7 separate regions of the Homo sapiens genome follow, and regions 2, 3, 4, 5, 6 and 7 are each linked to region 1. A link is an interaction called in ENCODE POLR2A ChIA-PET data of the cell type or tissue named here. Cell type or tissue: MCF 10A. All regions are shown on one strand.

Evidence for each region. Peaks named below come from ENCODE experiments on the same cell type or tissue, not always from the same donor. Only the 100,000 strongest peaks of a DNase experiment are listed, where the experiment ranks them.
Region 2: POLR2A ChIA-PET joins it to region 1 with 10 read pairs; 2 of 35 experiments call an interaction of 5 or more read pairs at or near these places.
Region 3: POLR2A ChIA-PET joins it to region 1 with 25 read pairs; 2 of 35 experiments call an interaction of 5 or more read pairs at or near these places.
Region 4: POLR2A ChIA-PET joins it to region 1 with 21 read pairs; 2 of 35 experiments call an interaction of 5 or more read pairs at or near these places.
Region 5: POLR2A ChIA-PET joins it to region 1 with 25 read pairs; 2 of 35 experiments call an interaction of 5 or more read pairs at or near these places.
Region 6: POLR2A ChIA-PET joins it to region 1 with 11 read pairs; 2 of 35 experiments call an interaction of 5 or more read pairs at or near these places.
Region 7: POLR2A ChIA-PET joins it to region 1 with 12 read pairs; 2 of 35 experiments call an interaction of 5 or more read pairs at or near these places.

What each region holds. Positions count from the first base shown.
Region 1 is chr6:134,620,271-134,624,270 of GRCh38, forward strand. No RefSeq gene overlaps it. Among named protein-coding and RNA genes, the nearest start is that of LINC03002, 82 kb to the left of the region's middle. In MCF 10A, no CTCF peak of the experiment used is centred here; a DNase peak (open chromatin) is centred at 1,791.
Region 2 is chr6:134,907,122-134,911,121 of GRCh38, forward strand. No RefSeq gene overlaps it. Among named protein-coding and RNA genes, the nearest start is that of ALDH8A1, 41 kb to the right of the region's middle. In MCF 10A, no CTCF peak of the experiment used is centred here; DNase peaks (open chromatin) are centred at 1,240 and 2,060.
Region 3 is chr6:134,434,217-134,438,216 of GRCh38, forward strand. All of the region lies in intron 4 of CT69 (cancer/testis associated transcript 69), which reads right to left. LINC01010 (long intergenic non-protein coding RNA 1010) reads left to right here and starts at 3,500. Exons shown (of 3, transcript NR_038217.1): 1 at 3,500-3,665. RefSeq lists enhancers at 1,686-2,885, 2,035-2,329, 3,487-3,546. In MCF 10A, no CTCF peak of the experiment used is centred here; DNase peaks (open chromatin) are centred at 2,155 and 3,345.
Region 4 is chr6:134,548,829-134,552,828 of GRCh38, forward strand. No RefSeq gene overlaps it. Among named protein-coding and RNA genes, the nearest start is that of LINC03002, 11 kb to the left of the region's middle. In MCF 10A, no CTCF peak of the experiment used is centred here; no DNase peak of the experiment used is centred here.
Region 5 is chr6:134,522,461-134,526,460 of GRCh38, forward strand. LINC03002 (long intergenic non-protein coding RNA 3002) reads right to left here. Exons shown (of 3, transcript NR_125856.1): 3 at 2,858-3,083. Among named protein-coding and RNA genes, the nearest start is that of LINC03002, 16 kb to the right of the region's middle. In MCF 10A, no CTCF peak of the experiment used is centred here; a DNase peak (open chromatin) is centred at 1,681.
Region 6 is chr6:134,528,696-134,532,695 of GRCh38, forward strand. It overlaps LINC03002 (long intergenic non-protein coding RNA 3002), which reads right to left. Exons shown (of 3, transcript NR_125856.1): 2 at 2,143-2,369. Among named protein-coding and RNA genes, the nearest start is that of LINC03002, 9.3 kb to the right of the region's middle. In MCF 10A, no CTCF peak of the experiment used is centred here; no DNase peak of the experiment used is centred here.
Region 7 is chr6:134,535,624-134,539,623 of GRCh38, forward strand. All of the region lies in intron 1 of LINC03002 (long intergenic non-protein coding RNA 3002), which reads right to left. Among named protein-coding and RNA genes, the nearest start is that of LINC03002, 2.4 kb to the right of the region's middle. RefSeq lists an enhancer at 1,286-2,485. In MCF 10A, no CTCF peak of the experiment used is centred here; a DNase peak (open chromatin) is centred at 1,728.

The DNA.
Region 1 (4,000 bases):
ACATAGCTCACTCAAACTTATATGTTTAGTAACAGAAATAACTGAGAGTTGAACCCAGTGTTCTTGGTCAGCTCCGAGACTAGTGAGGACACTCACTAGAAAAGGGGTTGGAGTCCTGAGCAAAACATGCTACAGGAAGCCCAGGAACACAGAACAAGCTACTTTTATTTTTAAAACTTAAAAAAAAAATTCATACACTTGTAACAAAAATTGGTGGATTTGAAGATTTAATGGAAAGTGCACACTCCCATATGTATGAATATATTAATCATTTGTGCTCTAGTCGAATGACTAAATATCATTAGATATGACAGGAGGGATGCCCTCCCCGCACCTTGGGAGTGACCCAGAATGACTGTGCTTCTTATGCAGTGACTTCAGGACTCCACGACCTTGGCCACCCATGCAGGTGTCCCACAGATTCCCTCCTCAAAGATATTTTGGGAGACAACGAATTTCAGGACTTCAAATGTGTGCCTTTATCTTGATATCACTTCCATAGCTTTAGATACCAGAGTCTATAATGGGTAAAATAAGTGAAAAGAGGTTTTCTTATGTCAGGTTTATTTTAGGGATTCCTAATATAAAGGTTTGGAAGGTCCTTTCTTGAAATGGCTCTTATGGAAAGGAAACCCAGAAACTAATTCTGTAATGCTTTCTTTGGAAAAATGGCTACTAACTTCTAGCACAAAAGACCAGACAGGTATCTGTATGTTCTATTTGGACCTACAATGTGCCAGACTGGGCTAGCCAGTTTACAAATGTGTTCTTATTTAGTCAGCTCATCAGCCCTGGGAAGTGGCATTTGGAGCTTGATAAATTGCCCAACGGCTCTCAGGTAGAAGAAGACAGAGCTAGGAGTCTAACCCACCACTTAAATAAAGCCCTCAGCCAATCAACAGGAGACAAACTCTACCTCGATTAGCTTCTTTTTTCCCATTCCTTCTCCCTCTTCTTTGCCTAGCAGAATCTCCTCTCAAAGCTTTAGAAATGACTCAACTTTTTCAACACAATCCAAAAATATGCTTCAAACCTTTATTCTTTTTCCCCTAAATAAGAAAACAAAACTTTATTAGCAGGTGAGTTTTCTCCTAGGCATTTTGTGGACTATAAATGAGGCCACGAATAATAATAATGGACAAGAAAACAGATAATGGCAACTGCCCAGGCTGCCAGGCAGTGTGCAGTGGCCAGTTGAGCCTCGCCATTCTTTAAAGATATAAAGTCTTGCTCTCCAGGTGCAGGAAAATTAATAAATACCCTTGGGGTAATTAGGGGCTGCTCCACCCACATGATGAAGAGGTGCCGTGAATTTCATTCTCCAGCCCTCTCACCTAAGACACGCTTACACTAGGTGTTCCATAAAAGTTTTATGAAGCTAATTCCCGTTACAAAGAAAGGTCCTGCAGACGGATGGGAATGTAATAGTGCTTTAGCTAAGATGCCATATTCAAGGCAGCACATGGATATGTAAATTTATGCTTCCCTTGGGAAAGGCAAAGAAAGCCATGATGCCATAAAGAATGGAAACATGCTCTGAAGGCCGAAGGAATCCCTGAAGTTCCTCCAGTTTGTCCGGAGCTGCTTTCCTGGAGCAGGTCTTCCACAGTCCACAGGTGTGCACATTCTAAGAACCTGGTCAGGGAGCTCCAGCAGCCCTTTCTGCCAGCAACTGAGTTCTCCCCCAGTTCTTATACACCTCTGAGTCAAGCCTTAGGGTACTGTCCAGGTGCCAAGAACATCCAGTCTCCACAGTGGGGAAATCACATCCTTAACATAATAAGATTAACTAGGAGGACAGGTGAGGTAAACCATGCATTTGTTCCAAGCTGGTATATTAAAATGCCCTGCCCAGCAACAGCTCTGATGCCATGTCAAACTGGTTAGAGCTGCTTCCTGGCAGAAGTCCTCAGTGACTCAATTCAGAAGGAAGACTAACATAAGATGAGAGAAAAAGTTGTCAGTTTCCAAACCTTCTTCAGGGGATTAAGAAGCTAAAGTCACACAGTGTTAATAAAGCCCTTTGGGAAATCACAGAGAGCAGAATAAACGAACAGGAGAGTCAGAGTGGATTTTTCTTTTGCTGGTGTGTTTCAGTGTCATTGAAAAAAATCAGAGCCCACTCTCCAGACACTGACAACCAAGGACTGACCCCCATGAGTCCACGGCTCTGAAATTTGCACAGTGGCTGGCTTGCTATTGAGTTTGCGCATCTCAATACCCTCAAAACCCTCCTGGGTTCCTCTGTGTCTGCCTGACTGACCTCCAGTGGAGTCTTTCAATCAGTAAGGTTCTCTTGATGAGAAAGGTTCCCTTGTGCTACTCAGGATCCCAGGCTCCCAGGCGATTCTTGATCTGATCCTCCCTGGTAAACTCATGTGACTGGGGGAACTTGCTAGCTCATTTTGTTTTCACAATAGGACAGCTTTCTCACAAAAGCATCCCAAAGACTCAATCATTTAGGATTCCAAGTTTTTATTCTTAAGGAGAATGGCAGTCCTTTAAAATGTGCCTTGCATCAGAGAGAGGTGACGAGAGAAGTGAGGGAGGTAATGGTGGGTAAAACCTTTAAAAAATGGACAAGTAATTCCATTAAAGTAATTAGGGCAAAGGTCCTAAAAGAGACCATGTTAAGAAACCTGATTCAAGTGCTGTAATTTAGCTAAGTGTATTGCTAAGTAATTCCAAGATTACTCAGCAGCTTACTATCCTCTTTTGGAGTTTCCCTTGATAAGATGTTTCCTTAATGAACTTGCAGGTGCTCATCTTCCTAAACCTGAGAAGGCTGGAAAAAAAAGTATCACAACCAGAGAGAGTGGGATAATTTTCTCTGCCCTTACCTCTCTATAAGAAATGTCCCCCCAACCACCACCTCCCTTACCCTTTAGATGCCTCTTCATTCTAGTTTAATAGTCTTTGATTTCAAGGAACAGAAATCCACTGAAATTAATTCAAACAAAGACAGAGAGAAGGAGAAAGAGGATTACATAAGATAAAAGACCGCCCACCAAGCTCAGCAGAATCACATGCAAATTGGAGCTGGAACCTCAGAAGGTCTCAGAAATGGGGCTGCTCCTCTGCCCCCTCTCTCTGCACCATTGTGTCTTGTATTTCTGCTTCTCTCGCACATCCCTTCCATTCTCCTCACTGCCTCTGCTTCCTGAGCTTCCTGGGAGACAGAATAATGCCTGCAGATATTTCATAAACGAGCTCGAGAATTGCCTTAGCTGCTCTGCCACTTACCAGCTGTGTGACCTTAGGAAAGTGATCGCATCTAAGACCTGGTTTCCTCATTTTCTAATGAAGATAGCGCTATTGCCCACCTGATAGGATTAGTCCAGTGCTTGGCACACAGGAAGCATGTCAGAAGTTGCAGCAACTAGCATTATCAATTGTGGCTGCTGCTGTTGTCACTGCTTATAGTTACTTCTTCTAATTCGAGTTGGCCCATAGCTTTGGCTTTGCAGGACACAAAGGCAATCTACTCCCTAGGCAACCTTGCATTCTAGCTCCCCCAGAGAACAGTCCTGGTTTATGGTATTCTCAATAAAGCTCACATTGGTGCCTGCCATGGTTCCATCAGCTGTAGCCAGGGAGGATGGTGGCTATGCTAGAGCAATATTGTCACCCAAGCTCTCATCAGAAGGGTCTGTTAGTGAGGGATGCTCCTAAGGAAGCATGCTTTGAATGTGACACCCCCAAAACATACCTACTACATTCTTCCATGAACTTTAAAACAAAGCTAAATATTGTTTAGCTTTTCTTAAAGCTATTATTCTTAAAGCTCCTTATTTTCTATTAGGAGTCCAGTATAGCATGAATATCGTCAGGAAACACTTTTGATTCGGAAGGTCTCATATATCTTTTTTTTTAATGTTAGGGGGAAATCCTCTCAGAGGTTAATGCTGGGCCCCAAAATACCTGTCAGCCCTAAGAGCATGTTCTCTTCTCTCTTAAAATCCACACAGTTCACATCAGTGAGCCTGTGTCTGCCAGACAC
Region 2 (4,000 bases), 290 kb after region 1:
TATTAGGAATGTCTCTTATTGGTTTTTAGCCTTTTTTATTTAAAGTCAAGCTATACACAAAGTACAGAAAGCCAACTTAAAATTACAGAACAGAGTGCAGAAGTTACTAGCCTAGATAATGAAATTAATCAGCGGGCCAGTTGAGAGGGGAAAGGATGGAGGCCTGGGATGGTGGTCACCATCTACTTTCCTCATCTTACAGAACAGGGAGAAGGTAGATAATGTCAAAACTCGATAAATCAACAGATTAAAATTTATACATATTAAAGTTATCCATGCAACCATTAAATATCTTAATATATGTTTATAAATATATATTTTATATTTATATATATTTTTATATATAAATATATATTTTATATTTATATATATTTTTATATATAAATATATATTTTATATTTATATATATTTTTATATATAAATATATATTTTATATTTATATATATTTTTATATATAAATATATATTTTATATTTATATATATTTTTATATATAAATATATATTTTATATTTATATATATTTTTATATATAAATATATATTTTATATTTATATATATTTTTATATATAAATATATATTTTATATTTATATATATTTTTATATATAAATATATATTTTATATTTATATATATTTTTATATATAAATATATATTTTATATTTATATATATTTTTATATCTAAATATATATTTTATATTTATATATATTTTTATATCTAAATATATATTTTATATTTATATATATTTTTATATATATATATATTTTATATTTATATATATTTATATATATATATATTTTATATTTATATATATTTTTATATATAAATATATATTTTATATTTATATATATTTTTATATATAAATATATATTTTATATTTATATATATTTTTATATATAAATATATATTTTATATATATTTTTTTATATATAAATATATATTTTATATATATTTTTTTATATATAAATATATATTTTATATTTATATATATTTTATATATAAAAATATATATATTTTTATATAATATAAAATATTTTTTATTATAATAATAATAAACACCTTCCCCAGAGACAACCTGGAAAGCCTGCTCCAGGTGAGGTCAAAGGAGGACAATGTCCTCTCGTGCCCGAAGTGCTGCCGGCTGTTCAGCAGGAAGACCTGGAGAGGCAGACCCCCTGGGAACCAACTTCCCACTGCGCTACTCTTTCCCTTCTGCCTGGCACAGGGAGTGCCGGGGGCTGGTCTAGGATGATTCACCTGCCTTCAGGCCATCCATGTTAGATATTCCCATAAGCCACTGAGCTCAGACTTTTGAAAGACAATTTCAGCCAGGCGCGGTGGCTCACACCTATGATCCCAGCACTTTGGGAGGCCGAGGCGGGCAGATCACCTGAGGTCAGGAGTTCGAGACCAGCCTGGCCAAAGTGGTGAAACCTTGTCTCTACTAAAAATACAAAAATTAGCCAGGCGCGGTGGTGCATGCCTGTAATCCCACCTACGTGAGAGGCTGAGGCAGGAGAATTGCTTGAACCTGGGAGGTGGTGGTTGCAGTGAGTTGAGATGGCACCATTGCACTCCAGCCTGGGTGACAAGAGCAAAACTCCGTCTTGAAAAAAACAAAGGAAGGAAGGAAAGAAAAGAAAAGAAAGTTTCAAAGCCCTTGGTCCTTGCTTCAGATCTGCTTATCTTCTGGGAATTTCCAGCGTCCTTTGCTTGGGGGTGCCTGCAGCTGACTATGACTCCATTAATATAGGGTGGATTCACCCCTGAGATGTCCCAGGGCCAAGCCTCTCACTTCAGGCTTTGTTCATGAGGGTTTCAGTTTGTAGTGTGGGGAAGATATTTTGTTCCTGGGTATCTACAGCAAGCCTTCTGAAATGTGTGTAACAGTCCAGAACAGTCACTGTCAGTCTCTGCTGCCAAGCTTGTCGGTGCCTCGTGTCAGCGCTGACTCACCCAAAGGCCGGTGCAAATCATCATCATCACGACTCTGAGGCTTCTGCCAAACAAATCATAGGCTGCTTGCTCTTCGGGGAAGAATCGTAATTCTGATTGCAGCTGGCCATTCATCAGGTGCTGGGAATCTGCCTAATCTTGTCTGTTGGCCTAGGATATGCCAGCTCCACGCATCTGATGATGACTTTCCCATCCCACACCTCGTCGCAGCCCTCCTCCACATTCCTCAGTCCAGTCTTACCCTTGGAGCGATCAGAACATTCCAACCTCATCTCATAATGGCAGTTCATTCCAGTGTGACTCAACAATTTCCAACAAAGCCTTGAAAAATACTCCCGGAATATTAGGGATTCATGGAGTCACTGAATCATAACAAGGTTAATTGCCAGGGTTGTTGAAATCACCCTGTGTAGCTCTCTCCCCACTGCCAGATGGACAACTGAGGCATGGAGAAGCTTATTGGCTTGCCAAGGATCTTACAGCAAACAACTCCTAAACAGAACTAGAATGCAGAATATACAGAACCTATAGAAATATACAAGCATCAAAGAAGTAGAGGTATTCTGAGGATAATGACAACTAATTGCAAATTCTGATTAAGTATTTTGGAGCTCCTGCCTACATATAATAAGCAGCTGGCCTCTATGTGTTCTTAATTACAGCTGTTGGAATTGGAGTTATATGTGAAACAAGTACTCTATTTTAATATTTCAAGCTCAGACATAGTGAATGGCGGGAGAGGGTGGAAACCCCTTCCCTGGGGGACTGAAGGTAGAGTGGGGCCATCTGGGGTGGTTGGGCTGCTGTGTGGGGAGCAGCCTCTGACTCTGTGCAATTTATGTGACAGCCCCAGAGCTTCGGGCTCTGTGACTACACGTGCCAATTGCCTGCAGGAGCAGGTCCCTGCACAGAGCATAAAATGCTCTCCTGAAGCATCTTTTTAAAGTGCCCACATACCAGGTCCCAAGGACTGCCGCTGGGAAGTAAGCAGCAGGCGCTCATGAATTTCTAATAGAGGAAAAATGATTTTCATGCAACATCCTTGAGAAATCAAAGCATGTGAGAATCATCAAGATAGGTAAAAATTTGAATATCAGCATATTTATCTCTTCAGGGGATTTTTGAACAATTTCTCTGATGTTTCAAGTTCAGCAAAATACATACTTCTGAGGTCCTCTTTGCATTGATTTTAGGTATCTTAGGGGAAATGTATTCTCCCACTAATAATCTACCAGAAAGCAGCTCTGAGCGTTTCTTTCTAGTAACTCCTGGGGTCCTGAGACTTGGGACTTGGACTCAGCGGTCTGCATTCAGGTCGAGTTCAGTCATTGGGATGGAAGTGATACAGTCCCCCTTGGGAGCGATACCAAAGTGCTTACCGAGCACTTGCTTCAAGCTGAGATGACTGAACTCTCCTCCCCTCTCCTGCCCCTTCCTCTGATATCCTAAATAAAGGGAGAGAGTTCACAGCTCCTGGACAGTATTCGCAGAACATGTACTGCACCCTTTCCTCAGGATGTATTTAGTGAATCCTAATCTTGAGAAAGACTGACTCCCTGAACTTTAAGGTTAGAAATAATTAGACAAGAAAATCCCTTCTCTGGATTTCTTGTAACTGTCAAAAATGATGAGTAGTGGAAAAATGGCTTCAGGTCATACTTCTCGCTCTCCCTGAACCTTTGCACTGTATTGTGTATAAAAAGAATATAATGTCCCTGTGTCATGATAGGGTGAATGTTGCTATTTCTGCCTTTTGACTGTTCATTATCATTTGCTATCATAAGCCAAGGGCCTGATAGATAGCTGCAGAAACCTAAATAAATGCAATAATTACTCAGGACTGTTCAACCCACTCATCCTCTCATTCACCTCTCCTGTACTACAGAAAATACCTCCTTTTGTCTTGGCAAACACAATTTGGAAAAATGGTTTAAGCCCTGGCAGCAATAGATAGCTAATTATATTCTATTTTGATTGCCTTAGAGGTTAGCCAGCCAGAAAGCAACATTTCATTTCCATGTTCTGAAGAATTTTAAGGCATCCCAGTT
Region 3 (4,000 bases), 190 kb before region 1:
TGACAGTTTTGAGCAAGCTTGGTCATGTATTTTGTAAAATATCTCTCAGTTGGTGTTTCTAGAGTGTTTTCCTCATGATTAGACTGGGGTTATGGGTTTTGAGGAGATCACAGAGGTAAAGTGTCATCCTCACCACATCACATCAAGGGTACTTGCTATCAACACGACATCACTGGTGACGTTAACCTTGATCACCTGGCTGGGGTGATGTCTGTCAGCTTTCTCTGTTGTAAAGTTGCCCTCCGCCCCACCCTTTTCATACTGTATTTTTTGGAAAGGAAGTCACTATGTGGAGCCCATACTTAACAGGGTGGGGAGTTACACCAGAGTCCTTGAGTGGTGAGTAGAACGTTACAGCACAAAAAATTGCTTTTTGTGCACCCTAATGTATACAAATTTTTGAAAAATCACTTAGGATATTAGGGGATCCCAGAATGGAGTGCAGGCTATGACAAAACAATCTAAGTGTCTTACAGATGTATAAAATAATTTCCCTGAAGGAGGTGGGAGGAAAGTTGCTGACCTAAACAACTTTAGAAATGAATGGAGACTACAAGACCAAAGGCAAAATAAACTGTATGTAAGCACTGTATTCTCGTCAATAAAGTTGCATCTCAGGAGTATAGTTTGATTTTGAGGGCGTTATTCATGTGTACTGGTATTGAGCAAATAAATGAGTGGATGGTGGATGGTGGGAGCCAGGTTTCTCACTGTTGGAGTGGAAGGTGACATACAAAGACAGGAAAGAGGCTAGAATGATCCATGTGGTATAGGATTAGAGTTGAGACAACTGTATGCACTCACATTTAGCTTAATATAGATACGAATAATTACATATATAAATACTTATAGATATGTGTACATATAATTATTAGAACACACGTATATATTTCCCTGTTCTGTCAACATTCCAGTAGCAAGAAGATCTTGATTTCTTTTATTTATTTATTTTTTTGAGATGGAGTCTCGCTCTGTCCCCCAGGCTGGAGTGCAATGGTGTGATCTCGGCTCACTGCAACCTCCACCTCCCGGGTTGAAGTGATTCCCTGCCTCAGTCTCCCAAGTAGCTGGGATTCAAGGCGCCCACCACCAAGCCCGGCTAATTTTTTGTATTTCTAGTAGAGACAGGGTTTCACCATGTTGGCCAGGCTGGTCTCGAACTCCTGACCTCAGGTGATCTGCCTGCCTCAGCCTCCCAAAGTGTTGGGATTACAGGCGTGAGCCACTACACCCGGCCCCAATCTTGATTTCTAATACCATTCTCCAATGGTTACTTGGAGACATGGCTGATTTTAGGACGGGGAAGGGAATACCTAAGATAAGCCTGCAGCATCTTGTAGTTCCAGAAGGCAAGGAGGCACTCAAATGAGAGCAAAAAATAAAAAAATTAAAAAAAAATCCACAGTGATGGGAATATGTCAAAAAGACACACGGCTGAAAAAGTTCCCAATGGCCAAAACTGAAACAATTTAAGCAAATCAATCAATCGATCAACAGTGCGCTGTTGGACTATAACTCAAAGCTTAAGATAAATATCCACATGCCCATACTGATGAAAATAAGTGATTAAAGAACTGAACAAATAGGAGAGAGTAGACAAATCCTCAGTGCAGAAGAATTCCAAATGATTTTTGTAAACCTAATTTTTATACCTATAATTTTCATTTCAATGTCATAGAAAACTAAGTGAATTACTATGAATACTATATTTGTAGAGGAAAGACTAAGGGATGGTAAGGCTGCAGAGCATCCTGTAATTAAAATGAGAAAACCGAAAGTCAAACAAAGTCATCAGTGGGCAGATTTTTATATACTTCAGCCTTAGGTTTCCTTGGTAATAACCCTATCTGGCAACTACTACTTATTCCTACATAGATCTTAAGAACACAGCTCTCTGGAGTCTCCTCATACCTATTTGAATAACGAGGTGTATGTGTCCTCATACAAGAGCACATTCACTTCCACCTATGCACACCCTCGAGAAGAGAAAGGAATGGAATATTTTTGTTTTTATTTGTAGCTAAAACAAGATTTCACTGTTTACTAGTTTCTAAATACCAAAACAATGATGGGATTCTGTCATCTTCCTGGTCACTTACTGCTCATCGCTCACTGTGTGGGGAGTGCAATGAGTCAGTGGCAAATGCTCTGCAGACACGCCCCTTGTTCATCTGAAACGCACAAAGGAGGGGTGGGCTGTGTGACTAAGCCTGTGTGTGGATTCTTACAGTAAGTTATGTTTCTGAGAAACAGGCACTAACAATAGCTCATTTAAAAAACAAAACACAACGAAATAAGCACCATTACAATTGGTGAAAAACATGTTTAATCTTTTGCCTAAGAAAGTTTTGATAGCCCAACATAATTGAAATGGTGGCTATGCATCGTTCCACCCTAGTTACTCTTAACGGCATGTTTTGAGTCACCAAACGTGCGTCCTGCTCAGCCTTGCCCAGGCAACTGTGAACGACAGCCCTTTCCAGAGGACCTCAGAATGACAGGGGCATGTCACAGCACCTTCCTTTCTTCCAAGAAATGCCAGGTCACAGGGGGTGTTCACTTATTCTCAAGTGACATTCTTGTCCTTAAAATATTTTTTTCCTCCATTATGGTTGTGACAATTGTTAGCATAAATATTAGCCTGAAAGAAGGACAATTCTTATGAAGCCCAAATTGGGTTTAAGTTATAAGTAACAGTTGTGTTTTTAAAAAATAACTCATCCTCATCATACAACCAGATAAAGTAGAAATCAATTGTCATATAAGATATACAAAATTTGGGTATAAATAAAAAGATAACAACTGGATTAAAATGATCCTTTGCCATATTTTACTCTCTTGGAAGTGAACTCTGAGCATACATATAATGATATGCCTAAAAAGTGTCAATGACACAGCTATTTTCAATGAAATTAAGGAAATAAAAGACCCAAAATGCTCATACTTAAGATTTGTTAAACCTTATCCCTGGTCAACATTCTATGCAGATCTGAAACTGAAACTATTGCAAAATGATGCAAGACTGTAAGTACTCTCTGGAGTTTGGGTGCATTATTTTTGTAATTCCTTTTATGTAATGGAACTATTTCTTTTTCCAGGGCCATATAAACACCTGAAGAGAGGACGATGTCAGGTCGACAGATTGTGGAATTTAGATTCAGCACCTAAGCTATTTGAGGTTGACACTCACTGAAATCTTGAGTGTTTGCACCTGCTGTGGAATAAGTCATTGTCCTTGGACACCTTACAAGGTGGAGTTTGTGCACATTTGGGAAGAAGGAGGCGGCTGGCAGAGTGACTTCCTTATCGACCCACTCACCAGCATCTCCATCTCCCTCAGGGGGTGCTGTCCACCCACCGTGTTTTGTTTACATCAGTAGCAAAGACATATGAATCATCTTCCACTTTTTAGCTATGAATGAAGAAGTAACCTCTGACACCCACTAGTGCGACTGGCCCTTACATGCTGGTATATGTCAGACTCTTAGCATCACTCTCATTTCATACTGCTGTTGATGATGTGAATTTTGGAAATATTCTCCCCTATTGGGTCTTTCTCCATGACAGATGATGTCCTTTGGCTTCGGTTTTTTGCCTAAGAACTGTAAGTGGTGCTTGCTAGCCCTACTAAGAATCCTGCCATTGTTGCAAATTTCAGAAAAAAGGTAATGCATTTAAGGAACTTTTCCCTTTGTTACAATTATTTTCTTTCTATATTAAGTAGCTTATAATTAGGATAAAGAGATTACAGAAACAGGGATGGAGAAGGACGGGTTGAGGGGAGGAGAGAGAGTGCTGGAGAGACAATATCATCACTAGGAAAAGACATGAGTAAAAAAATAGCGCAAACAAGAATTATGCTCCTCAAAAAAGAGCTTTCTGGTCACCTTGCAAGGATTCTATAAAAGTTACAGGTTACAATCGAAATAAGTAAAATATTTAGTTAACAAGGAAATGTGCATCGTGCACATAATTACTGAAAGTTATTACCAGTCACTGT
Region 4 (4,000 bases), 71 kb before region 1:
GGTTGTCACTGTAATTATTTCTATACTATTGCATCTGAGAGTGGATCCTTCCAAAAGTAAAAAATCAACTCTATTTTCTACTTCTCTTTCCCCATTATATCTCATCCTCTACTCTTATTTTTAATTAACTCAGAATAAAATTTTTGAATCTCTCATCTAGCCCACAGTTAAAGTGTTGACATACCACTTGTTGAAAGTAATTCATCTTCAGTTTATAAATTCAGAAACCAATTGGTAGCCCTCAGATCATCATGAAATTGACTAGGTTTTCATCATCAAGTCTCTTGCTCATCTGACAGGACTATGCATCCAAATGGCACCATTATTCCTGATATTCTTTTTCTGCTGATAACAAAGTTTTAAAGTTTTTAGAATTGAGAGCTTTCTCTGGAACAATGTTTTCTATGTAAACCAAGAAAAAAGGAGAGACACATAAATTATAGGTGTGTAGTTTTGATGAGATAAACACACCTTGAAGCCTAGTATTTAGTAGCATAAGAACCTTATGAGAAACTACTTTTTGACTTGAGGAAAAGTAATAGAACAAAGGTAATCCCTGATGACTGAATGTAAAAGTTTTTAAATTTTTGTTGTCTCTCTGCACATAGAAAAAAATCCCTCTAATCCCAAACTACTGGTTTGGAAAGTGAGCTGTAAAGTGGGCGATTTTAGTACATTCTCCTACTCAGAAACACTGTTAAAACAGAAGCAATGGGATTTGAGAGCAAAGGGCCTTCTGTTCATCTATAAGCTTTCATTTGGATCACTGAGTTTACTTTTTGTGACTACATGGACTCTTTAAAAAATAATAATTCATATTTACTTCAAATTTTTATGTTCTTAAATTGTTTTTAGTAAAAAAAAAATAGTGTCTAAAGAATTGGATCAGTGAATGCAGATGAAAGTTTGAATTTGTATTGGATGATGCTTTAAACTACAAAACAGATATAATTCTATGGTCAGAGGGATTGAACTTGAATTGTTTTTAAAAAGAAACTTGAATATTAGACAGTTTTCAATACTGTTTATAGCAATAATATCATGTAAATGTGGAAATAACTTCTTCAGTTTGTCCCAATCTCAGCACCTGGGGGTGAAGTTTTATTTTTATATCCTCTATGTTATTAAATGATAACATTTAGTAAAGTCACATTTCATTGTGACTGACAATATCTTATGAGAACAGAGCTTAACAAAACAAAGCTGAAAGAAGAGTTTTGGCTTTGCTTCATATTTCATTTCCTGTCCATAGCTTATTGTTATCAAGGATGGAGAGCCTTTTTACATTCTTTAGAACAGAGAGTTCATTTACCATTAGTAGATATTTATACCAGAGTGAGTGAACAAATGAAACTGTAGCTTTTAACAATAATGAAATAGCCCATTTAAGACAGTCTTCTCTTCAGTCACTTTTGGGGTAACTAAAGCTTGAGTTAAGATGGCTCTATTACACCAAACTATTTGACTTATTTTTTTTTGAACATTTTGACCCTCAAATATGTATCAGACCTTTCTTTTTCAATTATTTTACTTTATACTAAAGATTATCAAATTCCAGGATAAAATTTCCAACAAGGTAAGAATAAAAGTTGAAGGATTGTGGTCAATAGAAAGATCATTGGTTTGTTAGGGTTTTGCCCCTTGCTGACTTTAAAAAACCATTTACTGGATTTTGAAGTGAATTTTCCACTCACAGAAAAAGGACTTATGGAAAAATAACATTCATGTGGGAAAAAAAAAAATCAACTCACTGCTGCATCATCATCTCTACAAGGACAGGTAAGGGAAAAAGCACTTATTATTTCTCTGGCTGTAATCAAAGAGATTAAGAGAAATTTTAATGGAGCACATTTTTGTTTTAAAAAAGAGAGAAGAGGCACAGTTTGAAACCATCAAGGATTACTTCCTGTATAGAAGAAGTCAGCTGCATGCATACAATAGCGAAGAAGCTACGTTCCCTCCTGGAGCCAGACCAAGGTCAGGAATTTCAATTGTGATTCCTGACTCATGGAAAATTCTGACGCATTTTATATGTGTGAGGCTAGGTACATGCAAACCCACCAATTCATTAGCACCATCAGTGTTTTCACTCATTACTTCTTTTTTTTTTTGAAACTAAGAAAGAGCATAAGTGGAGGAATGCTAAATTTATAATACATTAGAACACAACCTCCCCTCCTGATTCCTCCCTCTTAGTTTTAAGACTTTCTCTGATATTCATGCTATTAGGGTTTGTCCCACAGTCTCAAGGTCAAATACTAGCAAGTGTTCTTAGTTGTTTCAAGCTATTTAAAACTAATTGTATTTAAGTCATTGCATATATTATTTATGGGAATGTAAACTGTTGCAATTGTTTTGAATGGCAATTTGGCAGTATCTATCGAAATATCTCCTCTGCCAAGAGACTTCCAGTTTCAGCTCTGATGTGTAAAGAGCTTGGAAGCTGTCATTTCCATCCTTACAACAAGATCAAACTGAAAAACTGAAAATTATCAACTTTTCTTGGACCCATCAGAGACGTGAGGAACAAACTCTGTTCCCATTATCCCTGCAAAATTCTGGAATCCAGAAATGAGTCCAGCTGAGATCTGCTCACTGGAAGCAGCTGCCTCCGGAGTTCACAAACTGGTAAGAACGCTTAGATGGCAATTCTGACAAATTGCTAGAGGCTGAGTGTGCATTTGCCTAGGAATGAGAAACTCTTAGGAGTCATGACCTTAGGGTTGAAACACACAAACTCTCTCTGAGCAGGAGTACTCCGGGAAGCCAAAACTGAAGAAGAGACCAAAAAAAGTACACTAGAGGAATTTGAAGCCTCTGGCACCTTAATTACCTCAGATATTAAACACAGCCCAGCACCTAGCAGATTAGCATAAAACCTCACACTAGAGATCAATATACCTCTGTCCCTATTACCCAGTATGACACATCTGGCTTTCCACACACACACAAAAAAATTGTAAGGCAAACCAAATGCAAGAAAACGCACAATCTAGAAAGATAAAGCAGCCTCAAAACCAGGCTCAGATATGACGCAGACATTGAAATCAACAGACAGGGAATTTAAAATAGCTATGATTAAAATCTGAGGGTACTAATGTAAAAAATAGATAACATGCAAGAACAGATGGGTAATTTAAGTGGAGAAATGTAAACTCTAAGAAAGAATAAAAAATACTAAAAAGAAAAAACACGAAGATAAATGAAGGATACCTTTGAGAGGCTTATTGGTAGACTGGAAATAGCTGAGAGAAGAATCAGTGAGCCTAAGTTAGATTAACAGAAACTTCTCAAACAGAAATGCAAGGAAACAAAAGAATTTTTAAAAATAGAACAGAATATCCAAGAACTGTAGGATAATTTCAAAAGGCATAGCATACATGTAATTGGAATACCAGAGGAAGAAGAAAGAGAGAATGGAGCAGAAGAAATATTTGAAGTAATAATGGCCAAGAATTTTCCAAAATTAATGACCAACACCAAGCTACAGATCCAGAGAATTTAGAGAACATGTAGCAGGATAAGTACCAAAATATCTATACCTAGGCATATTATTCAAAATGCAGAAAACAGAAGACAAAGAGAAATTCTTGAGAGAAGCCAGAGGACACTGGGTGCTGTGGCTCACACCTATAATCCCAGCACTTTGGGAGGCCGAGACAGGTGGATTACGTGAACCCAGGAGTTTGAGACCAGCCTGGGCAACATAGCGAGACACCGTCTCTACAAAAAATTAAAAAATTAGCCAGGCATGGTGGCATGCACCTGTAATCCCAGCTACTTGGGAGGCTGAGGCAGTAGGATCATCTGAGCCAAAAAGTTCAAGGCTGCAGTGAGCCATGTTTGTACCACTGCACTCCAGCCTGGGTGACAGAGTAAGACTCTGTCTCCAAAAACAAAACAAAACAAAAAAAGCAAAAAGCAAAAAGCCAAAAGCAAAAACATGCCAGAAGGAAAAAAGTCACCTCATCTACAGAGGAATAGGAATAAAAATTATAGT
Region 5 (4,000 bases), 98 kb before region 1:
TTTATGTTTGTGACTATATTTCATAGAAGCCACATTTTCCCAAGAATGTTCTTACCTTTTAAAATTCTATACATCCTATAGTATAGGACATAGTGATCTAAAGCTGGTATCTAAGTGGTTTCATCTCAAGGAAAATTAAAACATTGCATGAAATGAAAAACAGCAGAGAAAATTTAAGGGCCAAGATCTTTTGTACCTTTTCTATGTCAAGTTTGGGTTTGCATTTTCAAAACTCTTAGAAAGATTAACAATAAAAATAGGGCACCTTTTTTTAATCTCTGTTGTTTGCAGATATAAGCATATTTTACTTACTGAATTATTAACTTTTCCATATGCCTGTCAATTTTTAGAAAAAGACCAAGAACTTCTAAAATAACATGTCAGAATCTGTGATTCAGAGAGAGAACAAATGTATTCAGCTCTCAGAATAACCTAAGCTCTGACCCAATTGAGTCTTAAATGAGAAGCTTTCTAAGAATATGGTTGTTTCACAGTAACTTTCTATGAATTCTCTCAAACAAAATTTAACAAGGGCCACGACTTCTTAAGATATTCAAAATTTAACACTGCTCATCCTTTCATCCATTTTCGGGGGAAAAATCAAGCTACAAATCCTTAAAAATTAAGCAAATAAGCAGAAACCTTCCTGTACAATAAGCATTTCAAGACACTTCAGGAGGGTTGTGTCTTTCTATTGAGTTATATTTCAAGTAATTGCATTAGCAAAAAGGTGTTAGGAGATTAAACATAAAGTGTATTCCATGCAATCCCTTTGGGTCAAGGTACACTGCCCTAAACACACTAGACCAGTGTTCATTCATCTGTGGGATGGTGAAATTTCTCCCACTCTCCCTACCCCCAGAACCCTCACCTGTGGTTCTTGGAGGCACTAAACTCAGTTGTGGGGCATCCGTTGTTCTGGCCCAGAGGGTGGGCACCATGAAGGCTGTTGCTCCTGAGCCCCTTCCATCAGGGCAGCCACAAAGGAGGTCAGTTTTTATTCAGTTGGGTTTTCCGTTGTTTCTTAAAGGCCCACAGTTACAATATCAGAGGCCCGAGTGAGATGTTGGTTCCCTGGAAGAGTTAGCAAATGAGCTATGAATACCTTATTAATAGTAGCTTACCAAATAATTAACAAAGGCAGGTGGAGTCAAAACTCACATATAAATAAGTCACTTGGAGTACATTGTGATTGCTGAGAATGAAGATCTACTATACGGCTTACTCCAGTGAAAGTATATATTATATGAATGTAATTTCAGAGACCCTTTTTCTAAATCAACTATAGAAAAGCTAACTCTCTTTTCTTCTACTTTTTACATCACAATTAAAAGGAGACCCCATTCCTTTGGTTCTAGAAGTATGTTACAAGAACAAGAGCAAGAGTCTGTTGGCTTTTTGCTTAGCACCGGTATTCCTTTTGTGTCTCTCAAACTTGGCACGTGAGTAAGTCATTGAAGATTGAGTGTGTTATAGAAAGAAAAACCACACTTGAGTTTGAACCTGCAGCTTCAAGGAACAAAACAAATGTTGGCCTAAGAAAAAAAAATAGCGAGTTACTCAGTGTCCAAATGAATCTGCTGTTTTAGGGGGAAACACCTTGAAAGAGGTAAAGGGTAATTTCTTCACATGAGAACCACAGTACCTGGCAAGGTATCTGAGTGAACCAGGCTGTGGTGAAATGTTTTTCTCCTGAAGCATTTCATCACACCACTCTGACTTGCTACAATGACTGCCTGGACATGCTGACTCCAGTGAGTTCCAGGCATCAGTAGGGTCTGAAAATATAAGCAAAGGAAAACACTTCACAGATGTGGGTTATTTCAGAAAATTGAAGAGAAGGAGGGAGATTAGGGGTCCTAAGCAAAGCATTAATATTATGAGTCAGACATACCTGCAGTTCCCAGATGCTTTGCAGATTCATTTTGTGCCATGCAGCACACATCTTCTTCCTCTTTTACTCTTGCAGATTCTCCTGTTGATCCTCTTCCCTCCCACTTGGAAATTTTACTTCTGCTGGATTTTAAAGCTTTGATTCTTTTTTTTTTTTTTTTTTTTTTGTGGTGGAGTCTTACTCTGTTGTCAAGGCTAGAGTGCAGTGATGCAATCTCAGCTCACTACAACCTCCTCCTCCTGGGTTCAAGTGATTCTCCTGCCTCAGCCTCCCAAGTAGCTGTAGCTGGGATTACAGGGCCCGCCACCATGCCCGGCTAATTTTTGTATTTTTAATGGAGACGGGGTTTCACCATGTTGGCCAGGCTGGTCTCGAACTCCTGACCTCAAGTGATCTGTCCGCCTCGGCCTCCCAAAGTGCTGGAATTACAGATGTGAGCCACCACGCCTAGCCTAAAGCTTTGATTCTAAAGCAGGCTGCTCTGGCCTGGGTATATTGGCTTGATCACAATGGTTCCCTAGACATGGACTAAGCAAATTAGCAAATGAGATATACCTGGTGTAAGCCACCTTTCAGTGAAGAGACTAATTGGGAGTGAATGGGTCCTACATTCTTTATATCAGAACTCTTCTTGGTTCAAATTTGCCAAATGGTTGGCTACCTCTTAATTATATTTGACCTCAGAAAGCCAACCATACATCTATACTTCAGAGAAAGACAAAGAGTAAAAGAAAAGTAATCCAAGTGTCGGTTGCAGAGAATGGGTGCGGGGAGGAGGGTCTCTGCTTTACATCGTCATTCTGAAACTCAAGATCTTTCCTACTAATGCAGGACTCAGCACACTACAGCTCACAGGTCAAATATAGACAGATTTTGGAAAAGAAGAAAGGTTTTGTACATATTTAAAGGAAAGAAGCTGAAGGAGAAAGAGGAGGAGGAGGGGGAGAAGAAACAGAGACTTTATACAGTCTACAAAGCTTAAAATGTTTATTATCTGACCCTTTACAGGAAAAGTTTGCTGACCCCTCATATGACTCAGCAAATCTCTAGGGCTCTGAAGCACTTCACTGGGTCCCCCATAAGCAAACCTTGGAACAGAAAAAAGTGCTTGAAGGATTTTGTGGGAGGTGTTAGAACCAGGCTTCCAGGAGGCATATGCTTCTGGTAGATAGAACTCAATCACATCTACCTGCAAGGGAAGACAGAAAATAAAGTCAAGCTCTCTGCCCAGGAGGGAAAGGGGTTTGGTTGGTGAAAATGCAGTTGTTACAGGGCACCCAAGGTTAACTGCTAGGAGAATTAAATTGGCAGTTGTTGAGAGCTCAAGAGAGCCAGAGCACTTCAGACAAAGGTTATGGAGGTGGCTTCCCAGAAAAGATCAAACTAAGATGGCCAATCAGCAAGAGGGTGGGAAATGCAGGTAAATGGAATGAGATAATCACAGCACAAACATGGGAAATGTAAGGCTTGGCCAGGGAATAACATTTAACAAGGAAAAGGTCCCACTGGGAAGTTCTGGGATATCATCTGCTTAGAAAGAAAGATTGGGTTCAGGTTGTAAAAGGCCTTGAGTGTCAGTTCATATATATGGATACCAACTTTAAAAAAAATAATTTTTTTCGGATTTTTATCTTATTTTATTTATTTTTTACACTTTGGCAGCATTGTCTATGGATCTGGAAACTCTGCATGTTGGGTTTCTTCATAGGTGTCTCTGGATAAAGGCCACCCTCAGAAAATAGGGATACTTGGATCTCAATAAATGAAATAAAATTTTGAAACTTGACTCATCTTTTCTGAGGAAACAAACTTACAAATCATACATTTAAAGAAGTAGATGACAGCATTTATAATTGGTGTAAAGATAATAAAATGAATACTCAGGCTCCTACCAGCAGCGTTAAGTAACAAAACACTGCCAGTATTCGACACCTTTGTGCCCTTCTTGATCACATCTCCTTCTCCCTGCCACTAAGGGCAATACTGAAATTTATGGTACTTGTTCCTTGATTTTCTTTATAGCTTTACTACCTATTTATAGATTCCTGATAATATATTGTTTAATTTTACCTGCTTTGACCTTTGTACAGATGGTACTATATTATA
Region 6 (4,000 bases), 92 kb before region 1:
TCCCAGCACTTTGGGAGGCTGAGGTGGGAGGATCGCGAGGTCAGCAGTTCGAGACCGGCCTGGCCAACGTGGTGAAACCCCATCTCTACTAAAAATACAAAAATTAGCCAGGAGTGGTGGCACCCACCTGTAATCCCAGCTACTCGGGAGGCTGAGGTAGGAGAATCGCTTGAACACGGGAGGCAGAGGTTGCAGTGAGCCAAGACCACACCACGGCACTCCAGCCTGGGACAGAGCGAGACTCTGTCTCAAAAAAAAAAAAAAAAAAAAAAAGTAAAAGTAACTTATTGGTAAGGCTAACAAAGTCACTAAAAAATAAAATCACTAAATAATTTTTTTTGTTTGTTTGTTTTTGGTTTTGTTTTATTTTGTTTTAGAGATGGAGTCTTCTGTCACCCAGGCTGGAGTGCAGTGGAGCAATTGTAGCTCACTGTAGCCTCAAACTCCTGGACTTAAGTGATCCTCCTGCCTCAGCCTCTCCAGATGCAAGTCACTGCACCCAGCAGCTTCCTAAATATTTGACTTGTAGACAGAAGACCTGGATTTGATCCTATCATCTATTACTTAAAATAAGAAAACCTACAAATTAGGTAGCCCTCAATTTTTTTAACCACATATTATTTTTGATTAGCACAAAAATCCCATTTTCCCTTCCCTCTTCTTCACTTGTGTAGAAAATCATTATTTTACAAAAAACAATCTTAGAGATAAAACAACAGAGACCTATAGAGGTTATGTGAAATTATAATATCTCAAACTCAGTTCTCTTATATTCTAGTCATGTGTTACTTTCAGTATGCAATCAACAAACAAAACTAGGCTGGGCATGACAGCTCATGCCTATAATCTAGCACTTTGAGAGGCTAAGGCAGAAGGATTGCTTGAGCCCAGGAGTTTGAGACCAGCCCAAGCAGCATAGCAAGACCCTGTCTCTAAAACTAAAACAAAAATAAACACACAAAAAGGAGACAGAGAAAGGCAGAGAGAAAAAGAGGAGAGACAAAGGGAGAAAAAGAAAAAAACAGAGAAAGGGAAGAAAGAAGAAAGATAAAAGAGGGTGTTGTTGTGAATGTTAAGTATGGCATTCCAAGTAGAGAAGAAAATGATAAAGTAGTAGAAAAAATATGGAAATTTGGAAAAAGTTGTCCTCAAACCAGAATAGCTACTGAGACTACCAAATTGTGGCTGTAATTTAGTGGATAATTAACATGAAAAATGTTGGATTAGGGAGATGCATACAATTTTCCTTCACAGAGGTGGCTTGGTGTGATGGAAAAGATAAAAAACAAACAAAAACTCGTCTAGAAATTCAATGCTTCTGTTGGAATTTGGTTCCACCTCTGAAGTGCAGGGTGACCTCGTCCATGTTGTGTAACTTATTTACTCTTCTTTCCTCATATGGGAAATGATGATAGAGTATCCATCAACCTACCCACATCACAGGGTTATCTGAGGAACTGATGATATCACTGTTGTATAAAAGCTTTTTGAAAGTTGTAAAGCACCAAAGCAACATGTAACATATGACCACAAGTAAACCACATGCTGTTCCTTCGCGTGGAAGTTGGAAAGTCAAATGCAAAAGTAAAATGGAGGAGATGGGTTACATCATTTTAAAGAAAAATGCAGCTGATCCCATTAACCACAGCCAGATTTTTAAGACCAACTTTGACATTTTTTGAGTGCTTAATCTTTTTTTTTTTTTTTTTTTGAGACGGAGTCTTGCTCTGTTACCCAGGCTGGAGTGGAGTGGCGTGATCTCAGTTCACTGCAAGCTCCGCCTCCCGGGTTCACGCCATTCTCCCGCCTCAGTCTCCCGAGTAGCTGGGACTACAGGCGCCTGCCACCGCGCCCGGCTAATTTTTTGTATTTTTAGTAGAGACAGGGTTTCACAGTGTTAGCCAGGATGGTCTCGATCTCTTGACCTCGTGATCCGCCCGCCTCAGCCTCCCAAAGTGCTGGGATTACAGGCGTGAGCCACCGTGCCCGGCCAGTGCTTAATCTTAAGCAACAGACCTTACGCAATTTTGTTTTAGTATCATGAACACAAGAATCTGTTTGTTTTTGTTTTTGTTTTGTTGTTGTTGTTGTTTTTGACAAAGTGGTTTGAAGAGGCATTGGGGAAGGAAGCAAGATACTCACAACTGAGGGGACCTCAGCCATTTGCCTCCTTATTTCAGAGCATTGTGAGATGACGGTAAGGAGGAGGGCTCACAAGGGGCTCGTGTCTGCCTCTCCGTCTGCCGCTGAGTGACGAAGAGCAAACTGCAGAGCTGGAGACACAGCAGTATCCCAGAGAACTGGCCTGATGGCTCCTCCTGGGCCACGCACCTCCTGTCAGAGCTGGCCAGTTAGCGTTGGCAGACAACCTAGTTAGGACAAGGACATAGAATCAGAGTGGCTGACACAAGAGAGCTCCTCACTGTGACAGCAACTCAAACTTCTGGGGCTCCAGAAAGGAAATAGATGTTTGGAAACAGATATGACAAAAGGCCTTTCCCTTCAACTGCTCAGCATGTGAGACTGAATTTTGGAAGATTAAAAAAAATAAAATAAAAAGAACCATTGTTCATCCCCTCAGGGCTCAGCAAGTGTTTTATCACATTTTTATGAAATATAGTCTTCGCCGCAGAGCTTTGTTTGCATGAGGGTGTGTCCCATCCATGGGTGGAAAATTTCCATAACTTTTTTCCATTCTGTTCTGTTCCTCCCTCTTTTGTACAGTTTTTCAGGGTCTCTGTCCATTGTGATTCTAACATGGACCAACCCTAAGGACCAATGTTATTTGCTATTTTAAAACTTGAAAGATCAAAATGGCAGGGGAAGAAATCAGAATCCTTTTAGTGCCAATTACTCGCCAAATGTCTGTATGAAGAGCCAACGTGACACCTTTCTTACTTAATTCATCCACCAGTGACATTTGTTAAATGATTATTCAGCCAATACTATGTCAAAGAATACCATATACTTTAAAAAATCCTTTAATTCAGCAAATCAGCTGATATGAGTGATTTTGTTCCTAAAAAGGTTGGTGTGTTTAAATCTCTTTCCCACTTGCAGTCTTCCCTACTGCTGTGTCTGAGGCAGGTGTTGACAGTTGTTATTCTGTGGTAGGAATTTTTAGAAACAACAGCACTGTAGGGTGGACAAATGGCTTCATCAGGAAATCATGCACTGGTTTGAGATAAGCAAGGGTGGATTTGAAAATCACCTTCCCTTTAGTGTCACTTGTACTTTCTCTTCCTTTAGCTGCTCTCTGTTGTGAATTCTGTCCCTGCAAAGCTTGTCACATACTCCTTACATACACCCTCCTTTCTTGCACAGAGCAATGATCTTACCATTTTCTGAGAGAAACTCATAGATTCGTGTATTACGAGACAAAAGTTGACATCAGTCTTCTCTTAGATCGTTTACAGAAACAAAACAAAGAAACAAAAGAAAATTAGTGCTTTCTGCAGAGGAACAGGTACACACACTGGGATGCCCTGCACTTCCTGGACAATCAATTCTGGAAACACTATGGTCACCTACAGCACCACAATGAACTGCATTCCAAGAAGCCTGGAGAGCAAATGCTGAGATGTTCTTTTTGGTACAATGCAAAAGCATATCACATTGCTGTTTGCCCACAGCACACTTTTTAACTTAAAAGTAAATGCTAATACTTTGAAGATTAAATATTAAAAAAAAAACCTCAAACCTAAGCAAATTTTAGTCTCTCTGGAAAAGCAATTGATAAATAATACACTCAAACTGTGACTATATTTTCACACTGTTAAGAATTTATTTATTAAAAAATAATATGTTTCTGGAAACAGCTCCCTTTTGATCATCTCCCCAGAGCTAGAATATACACACAAATTCTATGGAATCAAAGCCTTGTAGGTAAGAAACAATTTTGTTAGATGAATTCTTCAGGAAAGAAGATCATGCCAAGATAGGCCATCTACTTTTAAAAAAAAAAAAAAAAACTGGATTCTCCATCCTATAATAATAGATC
Region 7 (4,000 bases), 85 kb before region 1:
TTCTCGGGCAAAATTTGGAGAGGGGAGTAAAGCAGCAGCCATTTGCTACCTTATATATGTCTCTTCGCTGCTGGATCACCTCTTGCATGAGACAGCAGCTGGGCCTGCAACTGTTCCACCTTCCCCTGGATGGATCCTCCTGAAGCTTCTCCAACTCCTGGGCCAGGTACACACCTTTACTGAGCTCTGTTATGAAGGGCTCTGCCTCTGAAGGACGTTATACAACCAAGGTTAGAGGCATTCAGAACTGGTGCAAGTTTCAGTCTGTCCTTGTGAGCCCCCACTGTGTCTGGGGTTCTAGCCTGCTCTGGTTCTTCCCCACTTTATATCCATCTTCCTTTCCTGACAACCTGTCATTGGAATTCAAGCTCCAGCATTGGATATGAAGACAACAGCTTTACAGACATGACTTAACCACTTAACCACACCACACTATTATGTAATGTCAAATCCCTGGAACTGTATAAATACATATACATACATACACACAGGCATCCTAGTGTTTTTGCTTCTCTTATTGAAAACTTAATAATACAGTATTTTAGTTGAACGTTAAAAGATTACATTCTTTGAGAAAAACAGCTTTTTGAGGTATAATTGACATACAACAAACTGCACATATTTAAGTTGTACAGTGTGATAAATTTCGACATATGCAGATCCCCTAATCAAGACAGTGAACATATTCATCACCCTCCAAAGTTTGCTTGCTCCCCTTTCTATCCCTCTGTCCTTTCCACTCCTTCCCCATCTCCCCAGACAACCACTGCTGTGCTTTTTCTTCCTCTAGATTAGTTTGCATTTTCCAGAGTTTTATATAAACAGAATCATACTGTATGTACTCTTTTTTTGGTCTGGCTTCTTTCACTCAGCATAATTATTTTGAGATTCCTCTATTCTGTTATGTGCTCATTCTAAAATAGTTTACTCTACAAGGTTAAATTCTTTTTTTTTTTTTTTTTTTTTTTTTTTTTGAGATGGAGTCTCACTCTGTCGCCTGGGCTGGAGTGCAATGGCCTGATCTCAGCTCACTGCAACCTCCGCCTCCTGGGTTCAAGCAATTCTCCTGCCTCAGCCTCCTGGCTAGCTGGAATTACAGGAGCCCGCCACCACGCCTGGCTACTTTTTTGTATTTTTAGTAGAGACGGGATTTCACTATGTTAGCCAGGCTGGTCTCAAACTCCTGACCTCGTGATCCACCCGCCTCGGCCTCCCAAAGTGCTGGGATTACAGGCGTGAGCCGCCACTCCTGGCCCAAGGTTAAATTATTAATAAACAACATTCTGGTTAAGTATAGATCCATCATATGCATTTAGATGCATTGTAACTGGGCATAACTTAGAGAAACCAAAATCCAGACCATCAGAAATAATGCATTAGGAGCATTTCCTTATATCAGGAAGGTCTAGAGATAGTACCATTACATCAGCCTCACCATTAAGTGGTGGGGAAAAAAGCTTCTTTGGAAAGGGTTTCCAAAGGCTGGACTTTACATAAAACAGAGATTTTGGTAAGTGGAGTAGGGCTGGACATCACCATCTCCAGAGGTTAGCCAGGAAACCTAGGGAAGGGATGGCATGCCATCTGCTGAATTTTGAGTGTGGCATCTTCTGAGGGAGTCATGGAATGACATCAGCCTGAATAACCGTGAGTCATTCTTGTTCATACCTTTCCCCAGCACCATCGGCATGTGAATTCAGCAGCCCCAGAGTTTCTCCTTTCATCCAGTTTTGTTCTAGCCCCATTTGCTCTCATATTGCCCCAGATGAGCCAGGAGGGACAGACTGCTCCATAGGGTGCCTGAAAACCTCCAAATATGAGTCATGGAAAGCAACATCATGTAGTTGGCATTTGACTGAAAATCAAGAGGTCTGGATGTTAACCAAGAGCTGCCACTTAATTATAAGCTATGTGACTATGGATAAATCAAATTCTCTCTCTGAATCTCATTTCGTCAACTGTAAACTGAAGGAGTTGGACAAGGTGATCTTGAAAATATCTGCATTCTGTGTAATTAAGAGTGGAGTAACAGGCCAGGCGCGGTGGCTCACACCTGCAATCCCAGCATTTTGGCAGGCTGAGGCGGGCACATCACCCGAGATCAGGAGTTCAAGACCAGCCTGGCCAACATGGTGAAACCCCGTCTCTACAAAACTACAAAAAAAATTAGCCAGGCGTGGTGGCGTGCACCGTAATTCCAGCTACTCCAGAGGCTGAGGTGGAAGAATCGCTTGAACCTGGAAGGCGGAGGTGGCACCATTGCACTCCAGCCTAGGTGACAGAGCAAGACGCCATCTCAACAACAACAACAACAACAACAACAACAACAACAACAAATTAGCTGGGCATGGTGGCGCGTGCCTGTAATCCCAGCTACTCAGGAGGCTGAGGTGGGAGGATCGCTTGAAACCAGGAGGCAGAGGTTGCAGTGAGCTGAGATAGTGCCATTGCACTCCAGCCTGGGCAACAAGAGTGAAACTCCATCTCAAAAAAACAAACAAACAAACAAACAAACAAACAAAAGAGTGGGATAATAAATGCCCAGAGGATTAACAGGTGTAGTCATGCCAAGCACCATGTGGATAGCCTGAATTAAATCCCTACTTGTAAATGTGCTAGGCTATAGCATGGCCATCCATTCATCCATCTGCTCACCCATCCATCCACCTGTCCGTCAATAAATATTCACTAAGCACTTCTATGTGCAGGACATTGTGGTCAGCACTGGAGACAGGAAGATGAATATGGTCTAGCTCCCTTCTTCAAGGTGCTCACAGTTCAGTGAGGGCAGAAACATTTACACATAACTAATTATGCATGATAATTTTAAAATGTATATTTAGAACAGAGATGGTGTTTTGGTAATATCTTGATCCTCAGAACTTTGTACAAAGTTAAAGCAAAATAATTGTTTTTTCTGAATATCAGAATACATGGAACAAACAGCATTTTAGAAAATTCTACAGGGAGATATGGGAAAGAGGGATTTAAAATATTTCTTTAAACTAAAAATAGAACTACCCTTTGACCCAGCAATCCCATTCTGGATATATACCCAAAGGAAAATAAATCATTCTACCAAAATACACCTGCACTCATATGTTTATTACAACGCTAGTCACAAGAGCAAAGACATGGGATCAACCTAGGTGTCCATTAATGGTGGACTGGTCAAAGAAAATGTGATACATACACACCATGGAATACTATGCAACCATAAAAATAAATGGAATCATGTCCTTTGCAGAGATGTGGATGCAGCTGGAGGCCATTATCCTAAGTGAATTAGCGCAGAAGCAGAAAATCAAATATTGCATGTTCTCACAAGTGGGAGCTAAATATTGAGTACACATGGACATAAAGATGAAAACAATAGACACTGGGGACTCCAAAAGTGGGGGAAGAGGGGAGGAAGCAAAGCAAGACTTTAACAGCTGCCTATTGAATACTGTGTTCACTATTTGGGTGATTGTTCGAACAGAAGCCCAAACCTCAGCATCACTCAATACAGCCATGTAACAAAGCTACACATGTACCCCCTCAATCTAAAAAAAATTTCTTTAAGTTCCTTTAGGAAACTCACGGCCCCCCTTTTCCCTGACATGTCTTACCGACAGTTATATATATTTCTATATGTATTCATTACTGCAGCAGACCTTTAGGAAGAGAAAGAGGAAAGAGAAGAAAATTCAAATTCTACTCTCCGTATAACTGAACAAGTAACCATCAATTTTCCCTCTCTGGAAAAGGCCACGAGCTTTCTAGGAAAAGAAGACACTATCTAGAATTAGCCAAATTTAATTAAGTTGATGTTATTAACTTACACTATTATATACAAATGTGATGATTGTAAACTGGAAGTTCATCTTCACGAAGCAAATAAATATTTTTGAGACTTATGTCATCAACACTAAAATGTTTACGTATTAGCATCTACATTCTCCATAGATAGTTTTAAATAATTAAATTTATATTTTTCAAAACACTACTTGATTTTCCT